Regions from separate parts of the Homo sapiens genome. Here region 1 is linked to region 2. The links are chromatin contacts, found by Hi-C or POLR2A ChIA-PET in ENCODE. All regions are on one chromosome and are shown on one strand. Each heading gives the region's core, a stretch centred on a gene start or an enhancer-like site at or near the end of the contact. The rest is flanking DNA. Distances are from core to core; before and after follow the strand shown. Region 1 overlaps CAMK1D (calcium/calmodulin dependent protein kinase ID). Region 2 has its middle 68 kb from the start of CDC123.

The links. Hi-C counts contacts between places; a loop is a spot of excess contacts on that map. ChIA-PET counts read pairs that join two places held with the same protein, here RNA polymerase II (POLR2A). Pooled maps may share reads with other maps.
Region 1: a pooled map shows a loop between it and region 2 (6-fold over the local background). The contact joins two enhancer-like sites. A Hi-C loop is called at or near these places in 7 of 50 pooled maps. POLR2A ChIA-PET finds 5 or more read pairs at or near these places in 2 of 52 experiments (H1 and activated B cell).

What each region holds. Positions count from the first base shown.
Region 1 is chr10:12,779,270-12,783,801 of GRCh38, reverse strand. The region is part of intron 5 of CAMK1D (calcium/calmodulin dependent protein kinase ID); the gene reads right to left. Among named protein-coding and RNA genes, the nearest start is that of MIR548Q, 56 kb to the right of the region's middle. Within about 2 kb of position 2,426, at least 4 of the 41 ENCODE cell types and tissues checked have a DNase peak (open chromatin) inside an H3K27ac peak, as active enhancers do.
Region 2 is chr10:12,262,549-12,266,713 of GRCh38, reverse strand. No RefSeq gene overlaps it. Among named protein-coding and RNA genes, the nearest start is that of CDC123, 68 kb to the right of the region's middle. RefSeq lists enhancers at 2,025-2,124, 1,999-2,537 and silencers at 2,345-2,404, 2,975-3,024. Within about 2 kb of position 2,138, at least 24 of the 41 ENCODE cell types and tissues checked have a DNase peak (open chromatin) inside an H3K27ac peak, as active enhancers do.

The DNA of each region.
Region 1 (4,532 bases), core at 1,177-3,676, 520 kb before region 2:
TTTATATTGATTTAGAGCAAGTATTCCTGGCGAACGGAAAGACTCGAGAGACTTCAAAAAAACAAAAAAAGAGTTTCAGAAACCTTTCATCTTGTTTTTAAAACAATTAAATTGCCCATTTTCCTTACCAAAGAAGAGAGAAGAACAAGGCGTAACCAAGGGGACTGAAACTAAGACAGCAGCTGTCTTGTGGGTGTGGGGCTCGTGGTAATCAATCTTCATGCTCTTCTGAAGTAGAAAAGAATTTTCCCTTTCCCGAGCCCCAAGGACGTGCCAAGAAGCAGTTTCTGCTGAGAGGGTGGAGGAAACGGCGAAGCCCTTAGCCTCCTAGGAAGCCCACGTTCAGGGTGCTTTGCTCACCTCCATGGAAGTCTGTGTGGCCTCTCCTCTCTGTCCTTCACACATGACCCCTCCAGTGGGCGGAGGACGGTGACACATCAGGAGGGAGCAGCCTGGGGGACAGGGGCAGTCCTCGATGCCAGAAGATAAAAGCCAACAGTCCAGCACCAGGCCGGGTATAGTGGCTCACGCCTGTAATCCCAGCACTTTGGGAGGCTGAGGTGGGCGGATCACGTGAGGTCAGGAGTTTGAGACCAGCCTGGCCAACATGGTGAAACCCCGTCTCTACTAAAAATACAAAAATTAGCCAGGCGCGGTGGTGCATGCCTGCAGTCCCAGCTACTCTGGAGGCTGAGGCAGGAGAACTGCTTGGACCGAGGAGGTGGAGGTTGCAGTGAGCCAAGATTGCACCACTGCACTCTAGCCTGGGCAACAGAGCAAGACTCTGTCTCAAAAAAAAAAAAAACAAAAAAAAAAAAAACTGAAAATACTGAATTTACTCTAAAAAACAAGTCTGTTATCTCAGATCCAGCATGGAATCAGAGGACAGGATTATAGGCTGGGCTCTGTGCCACAGTAAACTAGAGGATTCATTACCTTGCCTATGCCTCAGTTTCCTGTCTTGATGGGCACATGCCACTGTGTCCTAGAGTTACGCCTGCAAGGAAAAGAACTGGAGCTCAATTTGGAAGAGTTGCACATGGCCTCTCATTGTAAACAATGCCAGTAGGTATCTGTGTCCAGGGTTAGACGCTCAGATCACAGCTGGTCTTCCGGTCCTTGAGGAACTTCCACCAGGAAGTGGGACGAAGCGATGCCCCCCCTGCTGGTGGGGGAAGGAACACCAGCTACTAAATCAAACTGTAATCAAGTTTCTAACAGTTTGCGACACTGCGTATCAGAGAAGACACGAGAAGATTTCTCTCAAACAGTGAGAGAGAAAGATGACATTTCTACCCAGCAGTGGCCTTTTCAGAGATGCTAAACAGAACTTAAAGATCAGGAAAAATAAAATTAAGCTTCGTGTTGTTGCAACCCCAGACACACATTTCAGTAGAGAATTTGGCCTCAGTAAGAATGACATCAAGACAAGGAGGTGATACTGAATGTGCTGGGTCAGGTCAGCTTCCTGTCAGTAGCAGAATTTGCAGCAGCAGGGATATTAAAAAAGAAAAAATTAAGACAATGAGGGACTTTTACCAGGAGCATCTTGATAAACAGCTGCTGCTTCACCCAGGTTTCCAGTATTGCAATCCAGACTGTTGGCAAGTAAAAATCAGGCTGAAACACAGGAGCGTTCTCTGCCTGAAGTCTGTCTTCCATCCAAAGTCACAGAAGAAGAGCAGAAGGCTTTTGGGACAGCTCTGATCTTTTCTGTTGGGATAGCCTCCTTCTCTGGTCTCTATCAGCCTTCACCTAGAGCTGTCATTCATGAGGAATGAATTGCCTCTAGCAATAGATCAGGATGGCAAAAAAAAAAAAAAAAAAAACAATTAAATTAAAAACATATCACCAGGCCAGGCATGGTGGCTTACGCCTGTAATCCCAGCACTTTGGGAAGCTGAGGCCGGTGGGTCACCTGAGGTCAGGAGTTTGAGACCAGCCTGGCCAACATGGTAAAACCCTGTCTCTACTAAAAATATAAAAACCAGGTGCAGTGATGCGTGCTTGTAATCCCAGCTTCTCGGGAGGATGAGGCAGGAGAATCGCTTGAACCTGGGAGGCAGAGGCTGCAGTGAGCTGAGCTCGTGCTACTGCACGCCAGCCTGGGCAACACAGCAAGACTCCGTTTCAAAAAAAAAAAAAAAAAAAAGTATCGCCAAAGAGCAGCTTACCCTGATCTGTCCAGTAGCCTCGAGTTTCACCACAGGCATGAGAAGTCCCCATGAAAGCACCATACTGGTATGTAATTACCATTCTCATCTGAGCTGGGACTGCTGTTTAAATGCTCCCAAAGCCAATCATGGAGGAGTGAGGCTAAGGAACGGGGAGGGAGTAGAAGCTGGGGCCACTGGGCTTTTGAAATGTGGGAGGGCCTTGGAACTCCGCGGGATGGAGGAAGTCAACTGTGCCAAGGAAGGCATTTCAGAGCAATGTGGCCACAAACGGCACTGCTGTGCGGCCCTTCTGGGGTCTCCCATGGGGGCCTACCTGCTGTGTGATCACGGCGTGACGCCTACTCTGTACTTAAGTCAAGCCTTTCTTGTGAAATCTGATTAAGAAGACTGCCGTAGTCATTCCAGGGTTTTGGTTTTTAATCATGACAAAGAACAAATGGAGCTCCACAATGCTGCCCTCCCCCTCTTTCCCACCACGACAAAACGTGACCTCCCTCCCACATCAAGTATCTAAAGAAGCAATTCCACAAGGAAGAAAAGTGCCTTAAAAACACTGTGTTCAGAGCGACTCTGTGGGACTGCCATGTGTGGGATGGGGCTCCTCAAAGCCAGGCTGGGTTTACGTCGCCCACGTGCGATGAGTCAGGTCCACGAAGAGGAGCAGGCCCTACAAGTCTCCCCACTTAGGGGGCCCTGTCCTCTCCAACACCGGGGGTCTGGCTGCAGCCCACGGTGTGATAAAATGTTCGCTGTGGGCTGTCACCAAGTGGCTGTTGAGAAAGAGAGAAAACTCTCATCTGGATGTTCCACCTACTCATCTGTGCCCTGTATGACAATTTCTCAGTTACATAAAACCCTGTTGTGACACTAACAGTCGGAGAGGATGAGAACAATGATGTAATGCTTATAGTCATGGACCAAAATATGGTATTTAAGTGAGAAACAAATAAAAAGCAAGCTCTGTTGGGGAGCAACCACATCGAGGAGTGAAGACGAAAGGACTGGGAACAGAGGCGCTATGGGGAAAGATGAAAAGAATCGAGATCACTCAGAAGACAGACGCTGGGGAGGTCCATTGACTGAATCCTTCTTCTTGGCTGTACGGAGTGAAGACAGGAACAATGATGGCCAGTATCCTTGACACGTAGATATTTACATACTTAAAGGATGCCAACTCACAAGTCTATAGAAACACACAATGTTAAAACCAGAAAAAAAATTTACAGGAGATATTTAGCCCAGCACATTTATTTTATATACAAGAAACTGAGAATCCCCAAGTTTAAGTGAAAGGCACAGGCCTCCTTCATATCTAATCAATGGCAGACAGAGGAGGACGCTTACATTCAAGTCCCCTGCTGGGTGGCTTTGAGGATAGAGGTCCTCGCCCCAACACTGTGCTGGCTGGAACCCCTGGTTTCCAAGAGCTCATCATAATCCCACGCCCCACATCAACTTCTAGAAGTGCAGTGATCCCTGAATTAACACCAATCCTCTAACTCAGTGAAAAAATACACCGAGAATGTTGACCAACTGTTCTCCATCTCCTTTTAGAGAAGAACAAGATGAAACACGTTTAAACTATTTTAGGCAAGTTAAGGCCGAGTTAGACCAAAGATATCTATCGTGGCTTTGCAGCCAACATGGCAACTAAGTTCCAGAAGGAAATGAACGATTCCTTCCCCGACAGCCTCAGGAACATAACAGTCAGCCACCATCTAAAGCATCAAGGTGCAGGTCTGCTTCTAGACAGAACGATGGACCAGCTGTACATGTTCCTTCTTATTTCTGAGTGACATCCGTAATGGAATAGTGTGGCTGTGGTTGTGCACTCCACATAAAATACTGCTAGGTGATGAACTGTCACTGAATAAGGCTCAAAAAAAAAATTCTCAACTAGGCACAGTGGTTAATATCTGTAATCTCAGCACTTTGGGAGGATGAAGCAGTAGGATCACTTGAGCCCAGGAGTTCAAGACCAGCCTGAGCAACAAAGTGAGACCCTGTCTCTACAAAAAAATTCAAAAATTAGCCAGGTGTGGTGGTGTGCACCTGTAGTCCCAGCTCTGCAGGAGGCTGAGGTGGGAGGATCACCTGAGCCCAGGGGATCGAGGCTGCAGTGAGCTATGATCATGCCACTGCACTCCAGCCTGGGGGACAGAGACCCTGTCTCTTGAAAAAAGAAAAGATAAAGATAGAAAACAGGCCATCCTCCACCAAATAGAAGTTTCTCATCTGTCTTGTCAATTACGTGATTGATACGGATGTTTTCTGTCACTTCCTACTGATGTTCAGTGATTCAGATATTTTAATTAATGCAGCTGAGCAGGCAATATACATAATTTTACTAACTTC
Region 2 (4,165 bases), core at 889-3,388:
TTTGTTACAAATTTTTTTTTCTATTAGTTTGGCTTTTGATTTGGTAAATGACATTTTAAAACATGCACTTGTTTTTAAATTGTATTTGAAATTTTTAAAAAAGAATAGTCTACCTGAGAAGACCTCTGAGAAATATGATTTTCCATCTCATTACAGCTCCATGACACTGTAGCGTGCCTTACAGATTGGCACCGCTAACAATTATACAGCGAGCTGGTCTACCTCTCAATGCCTCTTGATCATGAGCTCTCAGGAAATGACAGCTCCGGGAATTAATATCCAGAAGACGAGTCTTGGCCGGGCGCGGTGGCTCACACCTGTAATCCCAGCACTTTGGGAGACCGAGGCAGGCGGATCACAAGGTCAGGAGAGCGAGACCACCCTGGCCAACATGGTGAAACGCTGTCTCTACTAAAAATACAAAAATTAGCTAGGTGTGGTGGTGTGTGCCTGTAATTCCAGCTCTTTGGGAGGCTGAGGCAGGAGAATCGCTTGAACTAGGGAGTCGGAGCTTGCAGTGAGCCGAGATCGCACCACTGCACTCCAGCCTGGCGACAGAACGAGACTCTGTCTCAAAAAAAAAAAAAAAAAAAAAAAAAAAAAGCCTCTGGGCCCACCTCTTCTCTTCAGGGCTCCTACAGATAACACATTGGTCCTGGCCACTAAAATGTCCCAATGCCAGCTGAGAGAGGAAGATAAGAACTGGCAGGCCCCCCTTTCCTCTGGAAGTTGTGTCATATTCTGTGAACTTGGCCTCAAGAGGGAGATAAGAACTGGGTAAGGCTCACTTCCCCACGGAGATGGTTTCATGCCCAGTAGACACTTGCCCCGAGTCCGGAGAAGCAGTAGGTGCTTTGCAAATATTTACCTAGCTACATGGCAACCGGGCAGTGCTGTCAGAGTTCTGTGTCATTTCTGGGCCACACGCCCCACACCCCATTCTCTCCTCTTGCATTACAAAGGCTACGTCCCTTCCCACAGCTACCTTTCCACAAGTGTTCAAAACCACGTGAAGGTCAGACTCCTTTGATTTCTAAATCATGCCCTTAGCCAAGATTGAACTTCCAATAGAGAAAATTTTAGGTTTGCTTTCATGTGTGAGGTGAAATGACTGTCCCTTTGTCAGAGGCGTTTGAACCAGAGCAACTCCATCTTAAACAGGAGCTGGGTAAAATAAGGCTGAGACCTACTGGGCTGCATTCCCAGATGGTTAAGGCATTCTAAGTCACAGGATAAGATAGGAGATCCGCACAAAACACAGGTCATAAAGACCTTGCTGATAAAACAGGTTGCAGTAAAACAGTGGCCAAAACCAACATGGCGAGGACAGTGTCCTCTGGTGGTCCTCACTGCTACACTCCCACCAGCGCTATGACAGTTTACAAATGCCAAGGCCACATCAGGAATTACCCTGTATGGTCTAAAAAGGGGAGGCATGAATAATCCACCGCTTGTTTAGCGTATCATCCAGAAATAACCATAAAAATGGACAACCAGCAGCCCCCTGCGCTACTCTATCTATGGAGTAGCCATTCTTTTATTTCTCTACTTTCTTAATAAACTTCCTTTCACTTTACTCTATGGACTCGCCCTGAATTCCTTCTTGTGCGAGGGTCTCTTGGGGTCTAGATCGGGACCCCTTTCCGGTAACACCTTAGATTTAAGAGTTCAGGTTCATCCTTCCTTTGTCAGGAATAAGTATCATAAGCAACACAGCCTTTGCTTGTTGCTAGTTCTTTTTTTTTTTTTTTTTTTTTTTTTTTTTTTTTTTGAGATGGAGTCTCGCTCTGTCACCCATGCTGGAGTGTAGTGGTGTGATCTCGGCTCACTGCAACCTCCACCTCCCAGGCTCAAGCGATTCTCCTGCCTCAGCCTCCCCAGTAGCTGGGATTACAGGCGCGAGCCACCGCGCCCGGACACAGCCTCTGCTAGTTCTGCCACTGATCTTCCCACAGGTACATTAAGGAAACTCAGTGTTTGGCGCTTAAACAAATCAACAACAACAAAGCATGGTAGAGAGAAGGCCCAGAGCACCACCCTCCCACGCTGTCCCTCGGGAGCTGAGGGGAAAACACCCAATGCCTTCAGAGACCAGCTGCACTAAACCGCCTTCTCAGAATGAGGGAGGAGCTACTGGCTTGGGGATGTCTCCAGAGCACATTTCTAGAAACACTTGAGAATACGAGAGAAAGAGAATACGAGAGGAAGGCCTAGGTCACTGAAAGCACAGGGAGCAATTTAGGCTTTTGTCTCGGTGTAAATGACATCGTGAGCCGTGCCCCCGCCCCTGCTCGTGGCCTGAGGGCCTGGGGGAGGGCGGGCATCCACCTGGCACTGGCGGCCTCGGCCTTCACCGCCGCACGCGCGGCGCCATCTTGTGGCCCATCCCTTTCCCAGGCTGGAAGCAGCCACAGGCCGATTCTTCCAGCCTTACAAATTCTGTGAAGTACAGTATTTAGACTATTTTTGATTAGTTTAAGAAAACAGCATGGCCAGGCGCGGTGGCTCACGCCTGTAATCCCAGCACTTTGGGAGGCCGAGGCAGGTGGATCACCTGAGGTCAGGAGTTCGAGACCAGCCTGACCAATATGATGAAACCCCATCTCAACTAAAAATACAAAAATTAGCCAGGCGTGGTGGCACACGCCTGTAATCCCAGCTACTCGGGAGGCTAAGGCAGGAGAATCGCTTGAACCCGGGAGGTGGAGGTTGCAGTGAACTGAGATGGCACCACTGCACTCAGCCTGGGCAACAAGAGCGAAACTCTGTCTAAAAGAAAAAAAAGAAAACAGCATTATGCTCAACAAATTAACGCAGAAACGGAAAACCAAATACCGCATATTCTCACTTATTAAGTGGCAGCCAAACATAGGGTACACATGGGCGGAAGGAGGGGAACAAGACACTGGGGACTCCCAGAGGGGAGAGGGAGGGAGAGGGGAAGGCGTGAAAAACGACCTGTTGGTTACTGTGCTCACGACCTGGATGAGGGCTTCAGTCACACCCTAAACCTCAGCATCCCGCAATATACCCTTGTCACAAACCTGCACATGTACTTCCCAATCTAACATAAAGGTGAAATTTTAAAATCAAAAAAGAAAGACAGCTTCAGCTTCCACTTCTTAGTTGAAAAAGAGTCCATGACACATGTTCCATTGGATCTAACAGTTAATAAATATTCACTGCGACTTCCCCCACCCCAAAGTCAGCAATCATAAAATAGGAAGAAAATTTGAGGAAGGAGTTTGACAGTTCTGCAAAAATAAAAAATAAAAAGTTTTTTAAAATGAGAATTATGTACGGGCACAGTGGCTTATGCCTGTAACCCCAGCACTTTGGGAGGCCAAGATGGCTGATCACTTGAGGTCAGGAGTTGGAGACCAGCCTGGCCAATATGGTGAAACCCCATTTCTACTAAAAATACAAAAATTAGCCAGATGTCGTGGTGTACCTCTTTGGTCCCAGCTACTCAGGAGGCTAAGGCAGGAGAATTGCTTGAATTCAGTAAGTGGAGGTTGCAATGAGCCGAGATTGTGCCACTCCATTCTAGCCTGGGCGACAGAGCTAGACCCTGGCTCAAAAAACAAAAACAAAAATTATTTTTCTTTCTTTGAGAAAAAAAACCTTCATCTAGAGGTTCAAGCCATAAGACTATGTTGTACCAGCTCATGTCTGAATGGTTTAAAAGGGAAGAGAATTTTTCCAGACATAGTCATGGATAGGTTGGTTTCAGACAGACAACCTGAAATGAACCTGAGGTTTGGGTTTGTCTATTAACTGTTTTTATTTTGAGAAAGAATTAACCAGAGCTGTCTGCATGAATCTTAATGTAAACGATGCAGCTGTCCCATTTACTTAGGAAAAAGATCACACAATTGACTGTACCTGCAGAACCAGGGCTGAGACAAAGGTGTCCTTGTTTTCAGTCCCCCAGTCTTATCTGTAGATCTTAGTGTTCAATTTAGAGAGTAAACCACACTGGTTAGGAGTGGTGTGAAGTCTGTATGTTGTGTGGTTATGAAATCAAAGCTGGGGTCTGTGGCTGGGTAGTGGTGGGGGGTGGCACTGGAGTTCCAAGCCACTGGCTATCTTTACAACCTTACAGCAAATGGACCCTCAAATCCAACAACCTGTGAAACACCGCAGCCCCCTAAAGCTACAAACA